3 separate regions of the Homo sapiens genome follow, and all the other regions are linked to region 1. The links are chromatin loops, found by intact Hi-C in ENCODE. Cell type or tissue: natural killer cell. All regions are shown on one strand.

Region 1 (8,000 bases):
GTAATAAGTAAAGTAGGAAGAGCCCTTAACTTAGAAATGTCTGTCTCCCAAAAAAGTCACATGGAAAAGGAAGAACAAGGAACACACCAAAAATCAGTTAGGTCTTTATTTCAGCAGGTACAATATATAAAATAACAAAACCTCAGTTTTTACAGTGGTCTTTTGCTCTTGCAAAGCGTTTTCACATTGGTTATCTTCTGCATAATAACTTTGCTTTTTAATACAAAAATAAATATAGAAAATAAAAATCAGCTGGGCGTGGTGGCTCACGCCTGTAATCCCAACACTTTGGGAGGCCGAGGAGGGTGGATCACAGGGTCAAGAGATCAAGAGCATCCTGGCTAACACGGTGAAATCCCGTCTCTACTAAAAATACAGAAAATTAGCCTGGCGCAGTGGCTCACGCCTGTAATCCCAGCACTTTGGGAGGCCGAGGCGGGTGGATCACGAAGTCAGGAGATCGAGACCATCCTGGCTAACACAGTGAAACCCCGTCTCTACTAAAAATACAAAAAAAAAAAAAAAAAAAAAAAAAAATTAGCCAGGCTTGGTGGTGGGCGCCTGTAGTCCCAGATACTCTGGAGGCTGAGGCAGGAAAATGGCATGAACCCTGGAGGTGGAGCTTGCAGTGAGCCGAGATTGTGCCACTGCACTCCAGCCTGGGTGACAGAACCAGACTCCATCTCAAAAAAAAAGAAAAAAAAGAAAAATTTTAAAAATTGTCACCTATAATTCCACCACTTTGCAACGCTATTAACTTCTTCATTTTTATAATTTCATTCTTTTTTCTAAAATAATTATATATGTATTTTAAAAGTGGGATCAAATAATACACACTATAAAATTTGTTTTCTGCCTCTTTTTTTCATTCAGTAATCTACATCAATGCACATTTATTTTGTGTCAGTAAGTCTTCTTCCCCTGTAATGTCATTTAATAGCTTACTATGCTATATGGTACACACTGCCCTGTAGTTTATTTTTCTAGTCTTCGTTAGACTTGGTTTCTCAGGGATTGGGAATCATCACCTACAGCTTAGCTAAAATGATGCTTTCCAGGCGCCAAGGAGTGCTGTATAGATTCTGAAAGTTCCCAGCATGATTTCCTTTTTCGAAAATGTTGACTGAAAGCTAAAGTCTTAGTGATATGCCAACTCCAAGTTTCTAAAGTGGCATCCCATGGGGTGAGACAGGAAACTCCTCTCTGTCAAATCTGGGCAGTTGTGTCAGGTTTCAATGAGTTTGAAAATATGTTGCTGTTCTAGAAGTCAAAACTGTGGCCAAGAAAATGACCGCAACAGGTACGACCAACTTAATATGTAGCTGATAATGCTTTTCCATCTAAATATTGTTGTTTTCTTTTACAAAGCAACCAAAGGAAATGAAGTCCAGTGCTGGAGGTAAAGGAAATGAGGTAGGAAATGTTTTCTCCTATAGAATTTTTCTGGAAACAGATCTTATAATATCTTATTTTTACAAAGCTTTTAAACTGCTTGACTTCATATAAAATCAAATTCATGTTTTTCTCATTATAGATGTAAAGCTTGATAATTGCAGACAATATGAGGAAGTTTTTCAAAAAGAGAAAATGAAAATAACATATTATATGTTATCAACACCCTCCAAAGAAAATAACTATTAACATCTTGGTATACATCATTCCAGTCTTTTATTTATCTATATATTACTTTAAAAATATATGATACTCATTGCTTCATAGCCTGCTTTTTTCACATAGCAATGTATCTTTTTTTTCTTTCTTTTTTTTTTTTTTTTTGAGAAGGGTCTCACTCTGTTGCCCAGGCTGGAGTGCAGCGGTGAGATCTTGGTTCACTGCAGCTTTCGCCTCCCAGGCTCAAGTGAACCTCCCACCTCAGCCTTGCAAGTAGCTGGGACTATAGGCATGTGCCACCATACCTGGCTAGTTTTTGTATTTTTCGTAGAGACAGAGTCCCACCATGTTTCCCAGGCTGGTCTTGAACCCCTTGGCTCAAGTGATCCACCCACCTTGTCTCCCAAAATGCTGGGATTATAGGCGTGAGCCACCGTGCCCAGCCCGGAGAACAGTTTTCCATAATTTTAAATACTCTTGGAGAACATGATTTACATTGCTTGCATTACATTACATTTTATAGGTGTGCCATAGTTTCTTTAGTCAGTCCATTATCAAGAAATATCTTTGTCATTCTTCATTTTTGTTCACTCATTTTCTCACATATATGAAGTCAGGCTGAAAAATTATGATATGTGGGGTAAAAAACAACCCTATTATTTTGAGATATCAATTACCTCGCTCTCTAATGTTTGCATTTCACTAGACAAATTGAATGAAAGAACAAACTGATGCAGTCTGAGTACTCCGTTGAGTTGATGATAGAGTAGTCAAATCATGAACTGGACATGACCTTGGAGAACATCTATTGAGCTGACCTCGAAACTAAGGCATAAGTCAATGACCTATATATTTGGAACTAGAAAACCTGGGTTTGAGTACATGCTCTGCCAGGGCCTGAAAATGTGACGTTTGGCAAATGAACTGATGAGGAAATACTGCATTTTTTTCCTCTAAGAGAGCAGGATAGTCATGCTCAACAGCCCGTGCTCAGAGGTGCTGCAGGTGTAAAACCACCTACGTGATGCAGTTTTGAAGCAGTGAGGTTTATTTCTGGGGTGGTTCATATGGATCCAAACTCTTGGCTTTATAGTCACAGCTCCCATGAAAAAGATCTTTGAATTGTTTGGAGGAAAAGCACTTTATAAATCCAGCATCCAATGACATCCAATTTATCACACCTCACAAAACCATAAAGATCCATCACAAAAGATTTAATGCCCTACCATTTTGCCCTCCAAGAATTCTTCATTCCCTTAATTGTGTCTTAAAGATCATTTGCCAAACATCATAGCCTCACCAAAGATGAGCTCAGTCTTCCAGGGTAGAATCGCTGCTCAGGGCACAGCTCCCTAAGCAGGTCTCTGCAGTCAAAGAAATCACAGGAGCAGAGTTTTGGGGTTTAAGGAGATTCTAGTAAAACGATTGAGTGGAAGATATTCTTCCCAGCTTATAGAAACCCATAAAGGTTTTCTAAACTTCCTAGTTAAACATTGGCACATTTTAAATAAAAGCTCATTTCACACATCTCCTTGGAATTCTGGCTAGAGTTGCAACATTTCATTCAGTTTGACATCTTGAGTATTATTTATGAATCTGAACAGACTAAGCATCATTATCCTGAACTTGTCTTAAGTAAAGCAAATCAAATAAATCCAAATAGCTCAACTCTTGTAGTATATTGTCATCTTTATGAATGTAAAATGAAAATCTTCACTTGAATTTCCCTAGAGACGGAAATCTAGGTAAATCATCTTCCACTGTAGAAAAACCAACCACTGTGTTATTAACACTGTCTACTTATATTGCCTTCAATTTATTTCCTCTTATTTTCTGATGAATAGCAAAATCATACAGTCGTATCAGAATGATTTTATTTCTTCCCTTTTTTTCCAGGTTTGCCGAATCGGGTTAATTTTATTTTAAGCTATTCTTTGAGCTCCACCTGTTGGCAGAATTTTAGTATGACTCCTAGGTACATTTAAAAACAAACCACAGATTGAACCGTGTCTTGTGTGCAGCAGTAACAGTTGACTAGTCATGAAGTACATGAAGGAAGATAAACCGGGAATCAGGGGCTTGGCCATTCAGTAGGGATGATCACACAAAGGTTAGGAAAGAGTGAGGAAAGAACGGGCAATAAAGTGAAGTTCATAAAGTCATGAGGCCAGGGATTGTGGTCACAAATTACAGGAAAACAGGAAGCTAGAATATCGTAACCTCGTTTTCAAGTTTCAAAAAGTTGCTATTGCTTATCTGTGAGCACCTGTAGCCTGCTAAGAATGTCTTCAACAATCCTCGTGTGGCATTTACTATATACTGGACACTAAGAGCTTCACTAATACTGATTTCTGTAACTCTTGCAACAAGACTGTGAAGTAGGTACTATTAGCTTCATACTTATTTCAGTTATGGAAACTGAGGCACAGAGTGGTCACACAGCTTACTCAAGATAGTGGGGGCAGTTGATGGCAGGGCCAAGATAAAACCGTGGCAGTCTGATCCCGTGTCCCTGCTCCTGGCCCCTCTGCTATGCTGCCTCTGGGTCGCAGAACCTTCCCTGGGAGAGGCGAGCTGGTTGGCACTCCTACTGCCCCGTCACCTCACCCCATCTATCTCACAGAGTGTCTGCACCTCACCCACCTGCTCCGAAATCATGTCTGTCTCACACCATAATTTAAAATAATGCTTCCTCAGAAAATGTTGTTGACCTCTCTTGTCTACTGTGTCTCCTTTTGCACTTGTGTCGTGCCTCAGTGGCATAGTGGAGTTAGCAGTGTTGGTTTTTGCCTCTTCAGGCAATCTGAGCTTGCACAAGCCACTTAGCCTCTCTAACTCCCAATTTCCTTATCTACAAAATGGTGCTAATGTTAACCTACACTTCTAAGGGTTGTTGTGAGGACTGAATGAGCTGTGTGTGAGTCAGTGGTGGTGGGCTGTGTAGATGTTGGTGATGGCATTTACAGATCAGCCTCCTCTCGAGGGAGCAGGTGTCTACACAGATGGGAAAACTGGGCTCTAAAACGTGATACCTAACTTCAGACAACTGCTGATCTTTCTCCTTCTCTGCTCACCTGTCAAGTGCTCTGCTGGAGATGTGGTCCCTTTCAGGGGACCCTGGCACTTCCCTCTTCCAGCTCCAGTTCCTTGAAACCTCAGGTCACCATTTGTGTATGCCCCTTTATGGGATTTCATGTCTGGAATTCCTGCTACCACTCCAATGCTCTTCACCTCCATCACACACACACCCACACGCACACACACAATTTTGGGTCGCTCCATTCTACTTTTTGGTTGTAAGACTTTGTATCAGATAGTTATTAAATGATTGACAATGGACAAAGATGTCATAAATGATAGTTTCACTAAGTTGCCATTCCAGACCTCCCTAGATTTGCAGCACCCTGTGACTGTTTGAGATTACCCAAGAAGAGCTGAGCTGTCAGGACGTACAGGGGCTCCTGGCTTTAGGATTGGGTGAAAGGAAGAAGTTGCACAAGACCCATTTTCTTCCCAGAAAACCCAGAGATGCCAAAGAGGTACCTCAGGAACCCCATTTGCCCTGGGGGTTGGGGAAATGTGGAGCTCTGGCTCCCTCATGCCTGTTTCTATCAAGGCAGCTTTATTTTATATATTTACAGATGGAAACTCTGGTGGGAAGTTTACTTTCAAGAATATGTACCAAGGTCAAAAAAAAAAAACATTTGGACTCATTGGACTAGACAATCTCTGAAGTCCCTTTGACTAAGATTCTTTAATCCTCAGAAGTGCAACATAGGGTAGGAGCTTTAGATTTTTAAAAATGAATTTAACTTTAAGAATTTGCTTTGGAATTTCACAACATTCCTTGAGGAATCTGTAGACACGCTATCATAAAATCAACTTTAGCAATCACTGCCTTTCTCTCCACTCTATTCTCTCCTGGGAAGAGTCAATGTGAATAAACAATTTCATCACCTAGAAAGTGGCCAGACTTTGAGGCCATCAATCTGTTCCTGTAAAATAAACATTCCCAGGAAGCAACCTTTCCCTGGAGGTACTTATCTAGCAGGGAGCCAGCTAGAGAGTGATTATTGAAATGTGAAAACTGTTTGAATAGAGAAGCTGGAATTGCAGTTTCTCCAGTTTGCTCTTTGTCAGTGGGCTTTAACTGATAAATGACAGTTTTAGCCACAGACTGAGGTGTTAGGTAATTTTGTTTATGTGGTGGAAAGTCATGAAGCACAATGAAGCTATTAGTAAAGCCTGGGTGACTTGAGTTTCATTTAACAAAATAGCCAAACAGATGTTCTTTCAAGGTTCAGTGTTCTCAAACACAGACGCGCTACTCACACCCCAGCTAGCCCAAGCATTTGCACAGCAAGTTGATTTCTCGCTGAACTAATTTAAAGAGTTGCAACACTTTTTTGAGGGAGAAATTGTACAAAAATATTACTAAAACCTTAGACTTTGTAGAATGCAGCAGAGGGCTTTATGAGCTAAGCAGTGCTGTCATTTTACATTCCTCTCTTCTGATTCTGTGATTCTGTGATTAAAGGCTATCTCTCATGTGATTAGACCACTGTTTCCCTCTCTTCTTATTGTTTCCCAGGATCTAACCCACTGTCTAGCACATAATAGATGCTCAATAAATATTCACTAAATGAAAGGGTTATTTTAATTGTTTCTATTCCACATAGTTTTCCATGGGGGACATTACAATAAATTATGGATTGTTAAGAGATGACCAAGAAATTTGGATGAAAATCACCCTATATCCCAGTCATATTTTTCTTAGCAGAGGTTTCTGTCAAGTTAAAAGCTATTACCATTTGTTGGCCAGGCATGGTGGCTCACGCCTGTAATCCCAGCACTTTGGGAGGCCGAGGTGGGCAGATCACGAGGTCAGGAGAGTGAGACCATCCTGGCTAACACAGTGAAACCCCGTCTCTACTAAAAAATACAAAAAATTAGCCAGGAGTGGTGGCGGGTTGCCTGTAGTCCCAGCTACTCAGGAGGCTGAGGCAAGAGAATGGCATGAACCCGGGAGGCAGAGCTTGCAGTGAGCTGAAATTTCGCCACTGCACTCCAGCCTGGGTGACAGAGCGAGACTCCATCTCTCAAAAAAAAAAAAAAAAAAAAAAAGCTATTACCATTTGTTAATATATTCTTGGTTTCTAAGGTGTATTATTAGACACTGAGCAGAGGAGACAGAGAAGACTATGGTGACATCTAGACCTACCTTTCATCGGATTGTATTTTTTTTTTCCAAGTGAAGCCCTGGTTAAGTTGGTTGTCCAGTTTTCTAGTTTCTTAGCAGATTTTCCAATGGGTATTTTTCTTTAGAAGTACAATACAGTCAATCCAGCTATTATATTCAGTGTCATATAATGTGATGTACCATATAATGTAAATATCATTAATATGGATATTTTGTATCTGTAATCATCTTGGATGATTAGGATGGCTTTGATACAAACATTAATGGTGCATCTTTTTTTTTTTTTTTTTTTTTTTTTTTTTTGAGATGGAGTTTCTCACTCTTGTTGCCCAGGCTGGAGTGCAGCGGCGTGATCTCAGCTCACTGCAACCTCCGCCTCCAGGGTTCAAGCAATTCTCCTGCCTCAGCCTCCTGAGTAGCTGGGACTACAAGCGCCCGCCACCATGCCCAGCTAATTGTTTGCATTTTTTTTTTTTTTGGTAGAGACGGGGTTTCACCATGTTGGCCAGGCTGGTCTTGAACTCCTGACCTCAGATGATCCACCCACCTCAACCTCCCAAAGTGCTGGGATTACAGGCGTGAGCCACTGTGCCCGGCCCTAATGGTGCATCTTATCTATGATGTTTTTCCATTCTGTGAGGAATGGAACCTGCGAATGTGAGACTGAATAGTGTTCTAGCTTAGACTACACTGATGAAATAATGAAGACTATGACAGTCATGCAAGCTGTGAAAATTAATAATGCTTTATTTGGTCAGAGCGTCTTTCCTCCAGTCTTGTGTATAGTATGTCAGCTTCCTTGCTGGATTTTGTTCTAAATGTGCCTCACAATTGCATCAGAGATTTAAAGTAAACATTAGACATTATTTTGAATCACTGAGAAAATAATCACCCTCTCACCACCCACATTTCAGTTCAGTAAAGTATTATATAAAGCGTAAAGTCTTTTTCCAAAGGTAATGGACAACACTGAGTGTCATTGCTCTGTCTGTGGAATCCTGGTTTCTCACACTTTTAAGACCCTGATATTTGGTGGTGAACACACAGGTTCCATAACTCAAAGAGCTGAGGAAGCTATCAGTACTGAATTATCGTATGTATATTTATTCATAGAAATTAAACTATAGACCAGGCGTGTTGGCTCATGCCTGTAATCCCAGCACTTTGGGAGTCCGAGACAGGCAGATCA
Region 2 (8,000 bases), 63 kb before region 1:
AAGGGTGTCCCATCTTTCGGGACCCTTTTTAGCATATTTTAATTCACCTACTAATTGGACGTTTATTAATTTTTTAGTTTTTCACCAGTATACACAGGTGAAGTACACATACCTGTTGTTAAAATTTCTTTCATATTTGTGATTATTTTGTCAGAACCATAGGTCTTAACTCTGTGCATCGAAACCAGTTGTGTTCGGCTGGGCATCGTGGCTCAAACCTGTCATCCCAGCACTTTGGGAGGCCAAGATAGGAGGATTACTTGAGGCCAGGAGTTCAAGGCCAGCCTGGGCAACATAGTGATACCTCATATTTCCAAAAACAAAAATTAGAAAAACTTAGCCAGGCGTGGTGGCATGCACATTTACTTCCAGCTCCGTGAGAAGCTGAGGTGGGAGCATCACCTGAGCCCAAGAGTTTGAGGTTGCAGTGAGCTATGATCAAGCCACTGCACTCTAGCCTGGTCTACAGAGTGAGACCCCAACTCAAAAAACGATCATAACAATCCAAGTTTAATGTGACAAAGCAATTCCATTTCTAGATAATTATCCTACAGAAATTCTCACATAGATAAAGGATACATTCAAGAAAGATCATTGTATTATTATTCATAATAAAAATGCAAAAATGATCTTAAAAAGTCTATTCTTAAATGTCCACATTGATTAAATAAATTGAAGTATCTCCATGCAACTTATAGCACTATTAAAAAACTATATCTGAACACACTGAAATGGAATAATGACTATATTATGTTATCAAATGAAAAAACACAAAACAATGTCTAGTATGATTACCTGCAGGGAATCAAGGGAGGAAGTGAAAGATGAAGATCTCACCAATTTTTGATTTTTCTATTACTTGAACTTTTAAAAAATAGGCCCCAATTATATTAGTATTAAAAGACAAACAAACAGATTCAACAGATTCCCAGACTTCAATCCCAGAATCTCAAAGGAATGTGACCCAGAAATCTGCAGTTCATAAAGCTTCACAAGTGATTCTGATAAACTGCCAAGGTTGAGACCACAGCCTTAGGATAAATTTCTAAAAGTGAAATTGCTATGTCAAAGGGTGTGAAAAATATTAAGGCTTTTTATAAGAATTGCCAAATTGTCCTTTAGTAACGTGCCAATTCACATTCCCACCAGCAGTGCGTAAAATCTCATCCCATCATCAACCTGAGTGGTATAAAGTGTTTTAATCTTTGCCAGTTTGATAGATGAAAAACGCCAGGTCTGATTTATTTTGATAGAAGCATTGGTTTGTTGCATTTGGTTCTCTTTGGAGGATACTGTGTCCCATCTATCTTCCTCTTGAACAGTGTAGATAGATACATCCTTCTCAGTTTGTGTTTCATTACAAAAATCACTTGGGGAACTTGTTAAAAGTGTAGATTTCCAGCCCCCATTTCCAATTCTCACTGAATAGGTCAAAGGTGGAATTTGGGAATGTGGCTCGGAGAGGTAGGATTCAGGGAGTTCACAAAGGAGGGATGCATCCAGGCATCGGAAGAAAAATAAGCAATGGTGGATTTAGGATGTGGGTATTTTGTATTCTTAGAATGGACTCTACTCATTGCTTGCAATGCCCTCTGCCCAGGATGCAATTTCCTACTCCCCCAACCATCCTTCAAGTTGCAGCCCATGTCCTTCTCTATGTGTCATTAAAATCCACATCGAGTTTTCTCTCCTCTGCACTCCCACAGCACTTAGTGTCCAAACAACTCATCCTGACACTTAATCACATGCTGCAATTACTTTAGATAGATGAGAATCGACTTACAGTAATAAAGATAGAGTCTAATGGGAGTTGTAGAAGTATTATTTTAGGACAAGAAGAAATGCCCGAGGATGTTCTGGAAGATAATCATGCAATAAATTACATTTGTGTTGGCACTAAATTAGATGCAATGGCAAGTCTTTGAAATTTGAAGTCAGAACAGCCTTAAGCTATTAGAAACTTGTATTTCTCTGCTAAAATAAGAGCACTTTTTATCTTCCAAACTGGCAAAGATGAAAATCCCTTGATACCATTTTTGATTTGTTGTGGGACTGAGCAGCTCAGGTAATTCTAATAATCAGACAAGTTTGGGAAAGAATACCCCACACTCAGTGTTCTCAACATTGCCTGCTTTATTAGAATCCCTAATGACGCATTTGAAAATTAGCCATGCGCAGCCCCACTCCAGAGATTCTGTTCCTATTGGATTTTGTAAAGCTCCCCAGGTGATTGTAAGATGTAGCCAAGATTGAGACTCTGCTCAAAGTAATGCAAAAAGAATCACATGGAGATCTCACGTATATTTCATTATTCTTTGCCACTCCAACGGGAGGGATATTTGAGTTGCTTTCTTAGTGGAAGCGATGGATTCCCAAAGATTTATTTACTGTCCACCTCAAGCATCTTGTCATTTCTGAGACATTTGAGTAAATTTACTTTCAGTCATTTATTCATTCAACAAGTTATGTTGGGGAGTTTCTCTGCCAGGAACACTTCTGATGTTGGGATACAACAGGCAGTAAGACAGAGGTGTCTCCTGCCCATGAGGTATGTGATGAACCAAAGAGGACAGTAATTAAGTAATTGCAAGTAATTATACTGGAGCTGAGTCTTCAAGCAGCCTTCAGTGGTGTCCTGCTTTAACCGAGAAAGTTAAGTGGGATGGACTGTTCCCAAAGCATGCCACCTTTGTCTAAATTTCATGCAATATGCTTTTAAAAAAATTCTAAATCTATAAGGTTATTCCTTTTAACTTATTGTAAATCTACACTGATTTTATTAGAAGATTATTTTCTAGGCTACTCGGGTATTTCTTTCTAACTTGAATTAGCATTTCTCAACTTTCCTTGGGCTATTTTATTATAACTAGGCTGATTCTTCTTTATCTAAATTTTAGCTTGCAAAGTAATTGCACAGCCACAAGACCAGCTGACAAGGGCATTAATTTAGGATGAAATGTACAGGTGATATGATTCTGCAGAGAAGGTGGTGTCGTATCATAGGTGTAAAAGCACTGTATTATCAAACCAATTCCCTCTTGTCAGCATCAGTGAACAAAGGGTACATATGTGATCTTAGCTTCACATTGGGAATGGAAGAGTACCATTGACTTTGTCCATCACGGCCCTTACCAAAGCATTACATGTAATGATCAGAGCACAATTCAAGCAAATGAAGTTTTTCTGACAATCCAACACATTCTAAGTTTTTTCTGTGGTCATAATGTTCATTTCAACCAAACGTACCATATGACTAATACCTTACTCCTGCAGGAAGTAAGCAGTAATGTAGAATAGATATAGTTGTATCTGGCCTTCTGTAAGTAGCCCTACTTGAATAGTCAGAAAGAGGACCTAGTATTTAGAATAAGAGTACATTTTTGGACTCTTCTCCACCTCCCAAATTGAAGTTTATTGATGAATATAATCCTGGCATAACATATACAGGAAAATACAAAATTTATTCTTCACTGTCTATGCATTGACAGAAAGTCAGTATTTCTGAGGACTGAGGTCAGGTACCAGCTGAATCACCCAGATACTTAATGTAACCTAAGATTCTCATTGGAAACAAGCTATGGTGATTTTGCTTGTGGGAGGAGCATTCGGTCCAATTGTCATAGGTGACTAAGGACCTGATGAGACACAACGGAAATGGCTGGTCAGCTTTTGCAGAATCTGATAAGATAGCATCAAGACCAAAGCAGATGTTTTCAAAACAGTAGAGTTCTCCAAGGCATTGAAGCGTGGTTGACAGGTTATGTCTTGCACAAATGAACCAGACAGAAGGACAAGTGGGTGATGGAATCCAACCCACAACCCTCTTATGAAGCTATGTCTCCTAGGGTGAGACACCAAGGTTGCTTTATTTCATTGGATCCATTCCTAACCTCCAAAGAATTATTTTCCTCTCTGAGCCTTGAACAATAGCTTTGTTCATCACCAATGAAGCAGACATCTCATGACTGCTTACATGTCTGTGTTTTCTTTTAGCTTGTGAGTTTTTGAGAACAAAGGACCAGGAATCACCTTGACAAATGGGTTCTTGGTGAATGGGTTTTTGATGAAATGACCTGGAGGTGGAATTATCTCTTTCAACTTTGGATTCCCAATACTCAGCACAGTGTGTGGCATATAGCAGACCCTCCATAAGTGTTGGTAGAATTGAAAAACAGATACTTTTTTCTGTTTATAAAAGTAACACACTTTCATACTTGTTGTAAAAAAAATCAAAATACCAAATATAGAGGGAAAAAACAAATTTACCTTTTTTATCACATAAACTAATATGCGATTCAGTACATCAGTTCTGGAAACAAAAAAATAACAATGGCAATAATGACAACACATAAAAGTCTGTGAAATTTTGCCTGCGAGGGTAGGAACATACCTTCCCACTGCTTCAACAATACATTATGTGGCTGCTGAGCTGAACTGAAAGCAGAACTCCATCCTCTTCAACGTTTGTAATTGCTGTCTCTCCACTCCAAAGGCAGCCCCCAGCTCTGCAGCCCGTAAAGAAGCATGATCTACAGCAGTAGCCCTATGGCAAGTGAAATGATTTGGTAGGAGAGCCCCAGTGCTTTGATTATAGACAAAAGTGACGTCACTTTTGATAGGAGGTGTCATGATGGTGTTGTCACTTGAAGTGACTTCATATTTCTAATAAGTGCTCAGCTGAAAAATATGCAGAGAATGGAAAACACAAGTTATGCAACTGAGAGTTGTGACTTCCTGTTAAACTTAACGGAGGAGGTGAGAATAGAACAGTAAGAAAAACGATACTGAAATGCTTATTTTTAAATATATCGTTTCTTCTTTTGCTTTCACCACTATTCTATACTGCACACAAAATGTACCACAGTATCCATTTATTATATACCATATGCATAAGGAAAATAATATTTTAGATATGCAAGGAACCTTAATAATAATATGTATGCAACAAATAACCAGCAAAATTTATTTTTAGGGACATTCTATTGATTTATGGTCTCATTACCGTGATTTTGGCAAGACTTCAGGCTATAAATTTTATGCCTTGGCCAACTTTAAAATTATTTTAGCAGTTGAGTATTGAATACTATAACACTTAAGGATTGAGCTTTTCATTACGTTCACTGAAAATTATTCCTGTCTCTACCACAATTCAGGTAGATACACTAAGTCTAAAAAGTTACCTAAGTTGTAAAACAATTATGGCCCAGATTAAATTATAACAGCAGCTTCCTGTATATCACATCTTAGATCAGACCACAGTTTTCTTCAGAAACAATGTATTTTAAACATCAGATTTGATCAGCCATAAACTCTAGGGGAACCTCCTGTCTGTGGTGGTTGAGCAGAAGGGAGAGGCATATCAAAAATGATACATATGAAAACATGTTCTTTATATAAATCACTTTCTCTATTTCTGTAACATTTCTGTAATGTTCTCTGCTACTCTTGGGAGTACTCCCTGTACAAAAAGTGTACTTTTAAAAAATAAGGAATTTTCACAGATTTTCTTTATACTGGTTTCCGTAATTATTTTTTCTCTATCCTATTTCCCTGCTCCTTTTGATGAAACTCCAACTCGGAACACTCTCTAAATTTCATCTTTAACCTTTTTAATCTTTCTTCCGCATGATGACAAAAGACAAATTTGGCCCTAATGGTACCTAATTGCCTTCTTACATCTCCCTGTGAAGCCAAAAGTTTCCTTGAATCTCTTAAACCAATTCAGCCTTCTTCAAGTTTGACTACCTTGTATAAGTTTCTGAGCATATTTATATCCAATGCTGTTTCATTCTGTCAAATTCAGCACTTTTCCTTCTCTTCAATCCAATAAATTTGAAAAAGTGCTTTCTCCTGTGTCCCAAGCTCTGAACTATAACCCTGTTGGAGCTCTCAAGATCAAAGGAACAACTGTAATATAGGTACTAAGAGACAAGTTCAGATGCAAAGAAGGAAAAAATAGGAGAGATAATGCTTGTTCGGTGTGATTACTCACAGCAGTGAGATCAGTGCCTGGCAATAATTGCTGTTCAGTACAAATTTGTGGAACAAATGAATGAGTGGCACCAGTAATGTCTGCCAGCACTGGCTGTAATTGTATGGGCAGGATCTTCATAAGCAAAGGTGTGAGCAGGTGTTACAAGTGGGCAACACCATGTAGGCAAAGACACAGAGGCAGGAAAGCAATGAGACATGGGGAGCTTAGACCAGCACAACTGATGGGCCCACTTGCCCTACTCGTGTGAGTATTCCCAGATGGGCAAGAACAGCAGAGAGCTATGGGAATGCCCTTCCTGCTAGGGAGCAAAGTGAACTGGTAGTACAGTGCAGGGCTAAAAGATTCTTTTTCTTAATATATTTGCTCTATTATAGGACTGAACGTTGTATGTTTAATTCTGAGTCACAGAATAATTATTGCTTTCAAGAAATTATCCTGAATTTTCCTTCTGTAGTTTGTCCAAAGAGCTCTAGACTTGAAGACAGAGCGTCATTGTTCTGCTTCCACATCTACCATTTGTAACTGGGCGACCTTCCCCTCCCTAGGCTTCAGTGTTCCTCACTGCAGAAATGGAGTAATAATAACACCTCACAAAGTTGTCAAAAATGAGGTCGTACTTGGGAAAGTAATAACAGTAATAACAAAAGCTTCTTTTTTCTTAGATTGATTCATTGCTTCTTTTGGTTTCATCACTATCCTATACTACATATAGATTGTGCCACAGGGCATGTTTTAGTAAAAAATATATATGCATACATATACCCATATGTATTCATCCATTTGCATATATGTGGCTTAGAACAATGATGACCATTTACTACTAGATACACTGGTACACAGTGCTACTTTCATTACCTCATTATATCCTCACAACAGTCCTGGCAGGTATGTAATGTTATTTCTTCCATTTTACAGATGAGGGAACTGAGGCTTGGAAAGGTCACGCTGTTGCCCAAGGTCACATAGCTAGGAAATGAGACAATTTGGATATGATTTGGTTTTCTTTGAATCCAGAGTCTACACCCCAAATGTTACATACATGTAGGTAATTTCTCCAAATTTTGTCTTTTTATTTCTCCAAAAACATGTAGTTTATGATAATTTCTAACAACCTTACAGAGGTATAATGACATACAATATATATATATTTAAAGTGTACAATCTGACAAGTTTTGACATAAGTGTATACCCATGAAACCATTATCACAATCAAGATAATAAAAATATCCAGCACCCTTGAAAGTTTCCTCATGTCCCTTCCTAATCCCTCCCTCCTACCTCTCCGTGCTCTGCCTGCCAGCCCCAGGCAGCCGTTGATCTGCTCTTGTTTACCATAGATTAGGGTGCATTTTCTAGAGTTCAATCCAATTAGAATCATACAGTATGCACTTCTTTCTTTTTTTCTAACAGATAGGGTCTTTCCCTGTTGCTCAGGCTTGAATGCAGTAATGCAATCAGAGCTCACTGCAGCCTCAAACTCCTGGGTTCAAGCACTCCTCCCACTCAGCCTCTTGAGAGCTGGCACTACAGGCGAGCACCACCATTCCTGGTTAATTTTTTATTTATTTTTAATTTTCATAGAGATAGGGTCTTACTATGTTGCCCAGGCTGGTCTCTAACTCCTGGCTTCAAAAGATCTTCATGCCTCAGCCTCCCGAAGTGTTGGGATTACAGGCATGAGCCATCACACTCGGCCCCATGCACTTCTTTTTAACAGGCTTCTTTCACTCTGCATAATTATTTCAAGATTCATCCACATTTTTGCATGAATCAAGTGTTCATTTCTGTTTGTTACTGAGTAGTGTTCCATTGTAAGGATATACTACAGCTTGTTTATTTGTGATCATTTGAAAAAAAGTTATACTCCGAAATATTCAAGAACTGAAAAAGCAAATTATATTCTTAAATTGTTAATATTCTGCTTCTTAATTTATATTTACTTTAAAACTTGTTATGCGTGTCTTCCTAAAATGTTAACTATATCTCTAAATTGAAAAAGAATGGG
Region 3 (8,000 bases), 150 kb before region 1:
ACATCATTCATAATGGTGAAAAACTGAATACTTTCCCACTAAGATTGGAAACAAGGTAAAGGTGTCCATTGTTACCATTTCTAATTAATATCATAATGGAGGTCCTAGCCAATGTAATAAGGGAAGAAAAGAAAATCAGAGGGCTACAGAATATCAAAGGAAGATGGTAAAACACACATGCACAATAACTGTCTGCATAGAAAACCCTAAGGTGCCTAAAAAAATGATATAAGGATTATATTATAAGGCTACAGTTACTAAGATAAGTTTGTATTTGTGAAGGGACAGACAAATTAACCAGTGGAATAAAGAGCCTAGAAACATCCCTCCACGTGAATCAAAATTTGATGATGGCAGAAGTAGTATATCAGGTCAGTAGGAAAATAAAAATATGCAAAAAAGTGATATTATATTCCTACTCTTACCACATACAAAAATCAACTCAAGATGGATTAAGGACTTAAATTTGAAAAATAAAACCTTAAAATTCATATTAGAAAATATAAATAAATATGATTTAGTCCTTAGGATAGGGAAAGATATGCAAGATTATTCAAAAATGTCTGCTACAAACATTGATCAGTTGTATTAAAATTAATATATTTTGTTTATCAAAAGATATCTTAAAATAAAAAGAAAAATGTCAAATTGAGAAAAGATACTTGCAATAGACACATTATTAGTATCAAGAATACATAGATTCTACCAATCGACAAGAAAAAATACACAAAATAAGAAAAAGAAATGATAATAAAAGACATTTATCAGAAAAGGAAACAAATACAAACATACAAACATATGTTTAGTATCATTAGTGATGAGAGAAATACCAATCAAGAATGCAATAAGATACCATTTTATACCTATTTGATTGGCAAAAATACAAAATAAATGTTATATTTTCAAGCAATAAGAGTCTAATGTATTCCAGTTTGGCTGAAGGGTAGTATGTGTTTTACATAATAATCTTATAACAGCAGTTTGAGGCTAACCCATAGAGAATATTAAATGCTATTAAGTTGTGTAATTCCAAGTACCTGAGGTTGTAAGATAACCTCTGGATATTCAGATTCTCTCGTTGAAATGGAAAGTACTTTTCCCCAAAGTGGTGATCTATGACTTAGCTCTTCAAGGCATCTTCTCTATTCTCTTTACAAACCACTGGTCACATGTTTTATCTTACAGAATGTAAAGCATGAAAGAAATGCTCCAGTTTTTATATAACTTTTTATTTTGGCATGCAACAATCAGTATTTCAACTTAAAGGAATGAGGAAGATGGGGATTACAGACATTTTGGTAAGTGGAAGAAATTTTTATTTTTTTGTTTCAATAAAACAGACACCTTTATTGACTGAATGAAACTCTTGACATCTCTCAAATGCTTGGAAAACCACATAGGAAATAATGGATTAGATTTCATATTTAGATAAAAAATGTGTTTAAGGGCTTAAATTATAGAAAGGGTAGCTGTGATTAAACAGTATCTGTGTGAATAAAAATGCCATCTGATATTACAAAATATATACATTTTTTTCAAAGCCCCTTCATATACTTTTTTGTATTGAAAAAAATTCCATAAGGTAGGGTAAATATTATTATTCCCATTTGCTGAGTGAGATATGAGGGATAAAGACTAAATGACTTAGCCTGAACTGGATGGCCTCTTAATGGTAAAGCTAGGATTAAAACTCAATTATCCTGATTCAGAGTCCCATCTTATTCTTTCTCTCCTCTCTTCTCACCTCTCTCTGTTCTTCCTTCCTTCTTCTCACCTTTCTTTTCTATTCTTAATATTAACAGCTTTTAAAAATACATATTTATTATTGACAATTTAGAAAAGCATGAAGAAGAAATTAAAATTACAATCCTACCATTCAGACAACCACTATGGAAATATTAGTGCACAGTTTCTAGTCTTTTTCTTTCATTCTTTCTTTTTCACAGATAGAGTCTTGCTCTGTCACCAAAGCTGGAGTGCAGTGACACAGTCATGGCTCACTGAAGCCTTGACCTCCCAGGCTCAAGCTATCCTCCTACCTCAGCCTCCCTAGTAGGTGGGACTATAGGCACGCACTACAATGCCTGGCTGATTGTGCTGTTGTTCTTGTTGTTGTTGAGATAGGGTCTTACTATGTTGCCCAGTCTGGTCTCAAACTCCTAGGTTCAAGTGATCCTCTCACCTCAGCCTCCAAAAGAACTGAGGTTACAGGTGTCAGCCACTCTTCCTTACTTTAGTCTTCTTTGTTCATGTACATTTTAAAAATAGGAACCACACTTGGTTATAGCTTTTGTTACATGCTTTTTCACTTAATGATATAATGTAAATATTTTCCCAAATGATTAAATATTTTTCAGAAACACAAAATGTTGGCTGCATAGTATTGCAGTATTTGGATATACTAGAATTCATTTAACCAGTCCACTCTACTGTTGTAGATTGCTTTTGATGCTTCGCCATTAAGAACAAGACAGTCCTGCACATATATATAAATAAATCTTGATTATTTTGTAATGATAAATTCTTAGAAGTGGCATTCTGGCATACTTTTTTTTGTACTCTAAAACATATTGTCAAGTTGCAATTTAGAAAAATTCTACCATCAGCTATGAGTGTGGGAAGTGCTCATTTCCATGAGTCTTTGCCAATATTGTTATTACCATAAAAAGTGATGGTTAGATCAATGAAAGTAATATTTATTCTTTTAGCAGATATTTAATGAGCAATTACTATGTGCCAGGCACTGTGTTGGGTGCTAAAAGTCATCTTCCTCCTCAAAGAATTACAGTCTAGTGGGAGTTATATTCAAGTAATTTTTTTTTTCTTGAGACAGTATCTTGCTCTGTCACCCAGGCTGGAGTGCAGTAGCACAATCATAGCTCACTGCAGCCTCCAACTTATAGGCTCAAAGAATCCTCCTACCCCAGCCTCCCAAGTAGCTGGAACTATAGGTGCACACCACTGTGCTAGGCTATTTTTTTTTCTTTTTACTTTGTATAGAAATGCACAGGGTTGGGGGGCATCTCGCTTTGTTGCCCAGGCTAGTCTCGAACTCCTAGTCTCAAGTAGTTCTCCCCCACCTTGGCTTCTCAAAGTGCTGGGATTACCCACATGAGCCACCACACTGGCCCAAGTAAGTTATTATACTTCTGTTCTCACGCAGTACTATAGGAGCACAAAGGAAAGATGCCTTCTCTTGAGGGACCATAGATGGCCCCCTGGTAGAAGTATGCCTGAGTTGAGGCTTCATGGATGAGTAGGAAAGAGGAGATAAATGGTCGTAAAAAGGTTCCAGGCAGAAGAAACAACACATACAAATGGAGAGGTGAATATGGTGTATAGGTTCAAATGCCTTCAAGCAAATAAAGCCTCACTCAAGCTGGCTAAGCCATGAGCCAATTTAGGATCTTACATAACAAGAGGTCCTCTGCAGTGTGGCCTCAGGCAGAGTCCACATGGCTGAGCTCCTCTGCTCTGTGTTGTCCTGGCTCTTCCCTCCTCCCTGTGTTCTGCTCCATCCTCGGCATAAGAAGATATATTGTCTTTCCCACATGACCCTTTAGGAATAATAATAATAAAAAAATCTCTTTTGATCCCAAGCAGACAACTTCTCATGTCTTATTGGCCAGGCTTGGGTCACATACTTCTTCCGGATCAAATTGCTAGCTAGGGGAGTGAGATCACTATGTTTGGTTTAGACTAATCACTCGGAGAGTTGAGGAGTCAACACCCCATCCACCACATGAGGAAGTGTCAAGAGCTGAATAAGGCTGCAGCACAGACAGGAGGTGGTGAGTGGCAAGAGATGAGGCGCCAGAAGCTAAAGGAACAAAAGGCCGTTTCATGAAGGAGGATGGAAGAGTGTCCAATGCTGCAGCGAGGTCAAGTGGCAGAAGGTTGACAGTAATTACTGTCAGCTTACTGGGTGCATACGAGAGCAAGTTTAATTGTGATGGTTGAAGTCAGACTTCAGAGGTTTGGAGACTAATGTGAGATGGGGTGGAATAATCACGGCGTGGATTCTCTCACAGGAAGTGAGGCCGTGAACAGGGCGAGAGGCGAGAGAGTGACAGGAAGAGGTAGAGCAGAGTCAAGAGAGAGGCTTTTTAGATGACAGAGGCTAGAAGAGGCTTAAATGATAAGGGAAAGGAGAAGGGAGAGAGGAAGAGTGGAGGAGAGGGGGAAGAAAAATGGGATTATCATTTCCCCGAGGAAGCTGGAAGGGTGGCTATCCGTTGGTGGGGAGGGAGTTCCGAGGAGAATGGAAAGCTTTGAAAACTCTTCCGGGGAAGGGAGCATTGATCACAAGGAGCAGTGCGGAGGGCCCAGGTGAGGTTGGGGAATATGAATTTGGAGCAGCCCAGGTGGAGTAATTTCTCTCTAGGAGCACTTGGTAGCTAGGATGTTGGCTTGGAGGTGGCAATGGTTGGCCTGATTCAGGATGAAGTGACAGATCACAGAGCTAGGTGTGATGGGAAGAGGAAGGGAATGCAGCAACCAACTACTGGGGAAGGCGTGGGGGTGTAATGGGAGTAGTTGGATAAAAGTTATGGACGAGGTGTACGTTTGAATTTTGCATTTCAGAAGCTGAACAGTTTGGGGCTATTGAGTGTGTGAGCGTGGAGGTGGATGAATAAACCGAAAAGTAAAGTTTTTATGAAATAGGATGATAGCACTCTATACATTGATTGTGAGGGTATAATGTGGGCTTTATGAAGGGCAATTTGGCAATTTAGTTTTTAAAAACTAAAAACCTGCACATCCTTGAATCTAGTAATTCTAACTGTATTCCATAGATTTACTTCCACATGTGTGAAATGATGCACAGTGAGGGTTATTCACTGAAACATTATTAATAAAAGACTAAAACCTAAATCCATCAAGGATTTGGTTAAAAAGAAGGCAGTTCCATATGTATTGATGTGGAAAGTTATTCCAATTACAGTCTTAACTTAAAAGAAAGCAAAGAGACCGGGTGCGGTGGCTCACGCCTGTAATCCCAGCACTTTGGGAGGCTGAAGCAGGCGGATCACCTGAGGTCAGGAGTTTTTTTTTTTTTTTTTTTTTTTTTTTTTGATCATTCTTGGGTGTTTCTCGCAGAGGGGGATTTGGCAGGGTCATAGGACAATAGTGGAGGGAAGGTCAGCAGATAAACAAGTGAACAAAGGTCTCTGGTTTTCCTAGGTAGAGGACCCTGCGGCCTTCTGCAGTGTTTGTGTCCCTGGGTACTTGAGATTAGGGAGTGGTGATGACTCTTAACGAGCAAGCTGCCTTCAAGCATCTGTTTAACAAAAACATCTTGCACCGCCCTTAATCCATTTAACCCTGAGTGGACACAGCACATGTTTCAGAGGAGGTCAGGAGTTTGAGACCAGCCTGGCCAACATGGTGAAACCCTGTCTCTACTAAAAATATGAAAATTAGCTGGGCATGGCAGTGGGCACCTGTAATCCCAGCTACTCAGGAGGCTGAGGCAGTAGAATTGCTTGAACCTGGGAGGCGGATGTTGCAGTGAGCTGAGATCGCACCATTGCACTCTAGCTTGGGTGACAAGAGCAAAACTCCGTCTCAAAAAAAAAAAAAAAAAGAAAAAGAAAAAAAGAAAAAAAATAAATTATAAAATCTTACCGTTTATGTACCAACACACACACAGAAACACATACATACACCCCATAAAATACCTATACATTTACACAGGCTGATTATAAGAGTTGTCTTTACTGGGTGTGGTGGCTCATGCTTGTAATCCCAGAACTTTAGGAGGACAAGGTTGTGGGAATCACTTTAGCCCAGGAGTTTGAGACCAGCCTGGGCAACATAGTGAGACCTCGTCTCCACAAAAAATTAAAAAATTAGCCAGGTGTGGTGGTGAGCACCTGTAGTCCCAGCTACTTGGCAGGCTGAGGTGGGAAGATCCTTGAGTCCCTGAGTTTGAGGTTCCAATGAGCTATGATCGTGCTACTGTACTGTAGCCTGGGCGACAGAGCAAGACCCTGTCTGTACAAATAATAATAATAAAGAAAAGTAAAAGGGGATTGTCTTTAGAGAGTTCCTGTAGAGCTTGGTGGCTGGAGGAGAGTAGAGGGGAATTCCTAATTTTCATGATCCTTTTATTTGCTTTCAGTTTTGTTTTTGTTTTTTAACTACGTGTGAGAAGTGGTTCTTTGTAGGAAAGAGGGGAGGGTGGGCTCTCAGATCACATTACATACCCAGGTGTCCACTGATACCCACCTGTAAGGTTTTGGGAAGACAAGATCCAAGAGGGAGAAATAGTGAATCAAGCATGCGGATTGAAGCTCTCATTCTGCTGCTCCTAGGGGCATGACCTCTGCAGGTAATGAAAATGGGAAGAATAATAGTCTTACCTCTCAGGTTGTTCTAAGGAAGCAGAGAAATTATAAAGTATTTCATAACGGCAAAACAATATTAAAAAGCAAGGTATTTATTAGCAAACATTTATTGAACATTTACTATACTCCAGGCACTGAATTAAAATGGTAATTATTTCAATACTTTATTAATAATTCTTTTTTCCTCATCTAAATGAGTGTTTACAGCTGTTCATTATTATGGTTGTTTCTTGCTAAACATGAGTTGCCCTTCTATCTGTGTTCCTAACCTGTCCCCAGGCTCCCACCCACACCTGACTGGCCTTTGTTTATACTACATTAACTAGAATAGAATTTCTTTTTTTTTTTTTTTATTATACTTTAAGTTTTAGGGTACATGTGCACATTGTGCAGGTTAGTTACATATGTATACATGTGCCATGCTGGTGCGCTGCACCCACTAACTCATCATCTAGCATTAGGTATATCTCCCAATGCTATCCCTCCCCCCTCCCCCCACCCCACAACAGTCCCCAGAGTGTGATATTCCCCTTCCTGTGTCCATGTGATCTCATTGTTCAATTCCCACCTATGAGTGAGAATATGCAGTGTTTGGTTTTTTGTTCTTGCGATAGTTTACTGAGAATGATGATTTCCAATTTCATCCATGTACCTACAAAGGACATGAACTCATCATTTCTTATGGCTGCATAGTATTCCAAATGTCCAACAATGATAGACTGGATTAAGAAAATGTGGCACATATACACCATGGAATACTATGCAGCCATAGAATAGAATTTCTTAAGAGGCCCAGGAACCCGATTCAGCCTCCAGACATGTTTTATTTGCCCACAGATTGTTTAAATATTTTTGAGAGGGTAGACAACATTGGAAAAAAAAAAGCAGATACTTTTAAAGTCCAGATTTTGAACTTTTCTAGAAAAATCAGAAGACCTGGCAACAATGTGCCTCAGGGCAGCAGACCACTGTAACCAAGCAGGGCCGGCCTCTTTGGCCAGGCTGTGCACATTCTTCCTTCTGACACGATCCTCACCCATGCTGTGTATGCTCCTGCCTGTCCCTGTGGACAGCAGAGTTTCCCACATCTGGAATAATGCCAGGGATGGCTGTTCCCTACTTTCTTGGCTTACAAGTGAGTGTGGAAACAGGGGGGCTTTCCTATTCCTGTCAGCACAGTCAGGTCCTTGTTCAGGGACCAGGTCCAGGTCTAAGAGGAAGCAGGGGACTTGGCCAGGGCACACAAAAGACACAATGATTAAAGTGTTGGAAAACAGAACCTATGAGGTAAGTTTTAAGGAACTGGATGTTTTCCTGGAAAAAAAGAGGATAAAGGATGACTCAATTGTCTTCTTTAAGTATACGGGGTAATTATGAAGAGAGTGATACCAGCTGCTCTCCACCCCCAAACCCACTAGAGGAAATGTGCGTGTCCTGTGGCAGGAGGCTTGCAGCTGAGCCATAAGGGACTTCACTAAGAATTTAGGTTGAGAGACGAGGTGCCTCCATCTGCCTCATCTGATCCTTATGAGGGTCAGGCTAGACCCTTCTGTCTGAAACTCAAAAAATAAACTGGGTAACTTCTTGAATACTTTCCCGACTTTAATTCTTAATGCCTTCCTCTGCCATATTCTCTTTTATTTCTGTAGG

Evidence for each region. Peaks named below come from ENCODE experiments on the same cell type or tissue, not always from the same donor. Only the 100,000 strongest peaks of a DNase experiment are listed, where the experiment ranks them.
Region 2: it touches region 1 in a loop (3-fold over the local background); 7 of 110 quality-filtered maps call a loop at or near these places.
Region 3: a loop joins it to region 1, with 6 times the contacts of the local background. A loop is called at or near these places in 5 of 110 quality-filtered maps.

The regions. Positions count from the first base shown.
Region 1 is chr2:191,047,903-191,055,902 of GRCh38, reverse strand. STAT4 (signal transducer and activator of transcription 4) reads left to right here. Exons shown (of 24, transcript NM_003151.4): 14 at 1,369-1,413. Among named protein-coding and RNA genes, the nearest start is that of STAT4-AS1, 30 kb to the right of the region's middle. In natural killer cell, CTCF peaks have their summits at 3,357 and 3,556 (motif pointing left); DNase peaks (open chromatin) are centred at 3,582 and 5,822; H3K27ac peaks cover 774 bases.
Region 2 is chr2:191,111,262-191,119,261 of GRCh38, reverse strand. The region is part of intron 3 of STAT4 (signal transducer and activator of transcription 4); the gene reads left to right. Among named protein-coding and RNA genes, the nearest start is that of STAT4, 36 kb to the left of the region's middle. In natural killer cell, no CTCF peak of the experiment used is centred here; DNase peaks (open chromatin) are centred at 3,231, 3,651, 4,631 and 5,301; H3K4me3 peaks cover 414 bases; H3K27ac peaks cover 4,597 bases.
Region 3 is chr2:191,202,731-191,210,730 of GRCh38, reverse strand. LOC105373804 (a long non-coding RNA gene) reads right to left here. Exons shown (of 4, transcript XR_923707.3): 3 at 6,232-6,328; 4 at 3,473-3,557. Among named protein-coding and RNA genes, the nearest start is that of MYO1B, 39 kb to the left of the region's middle. RefSeq lists an enhancer at 6,011-6,130. In natural killer cell, no CTCF peak of the experiment used is centred here; DNase peaks (open chromatin) are centred at 3,750, 4,020, 6,130 and 7,780; H3K4me3 peaks cover 2,149 bases; H3K27ac peaks cover 5,333 bases.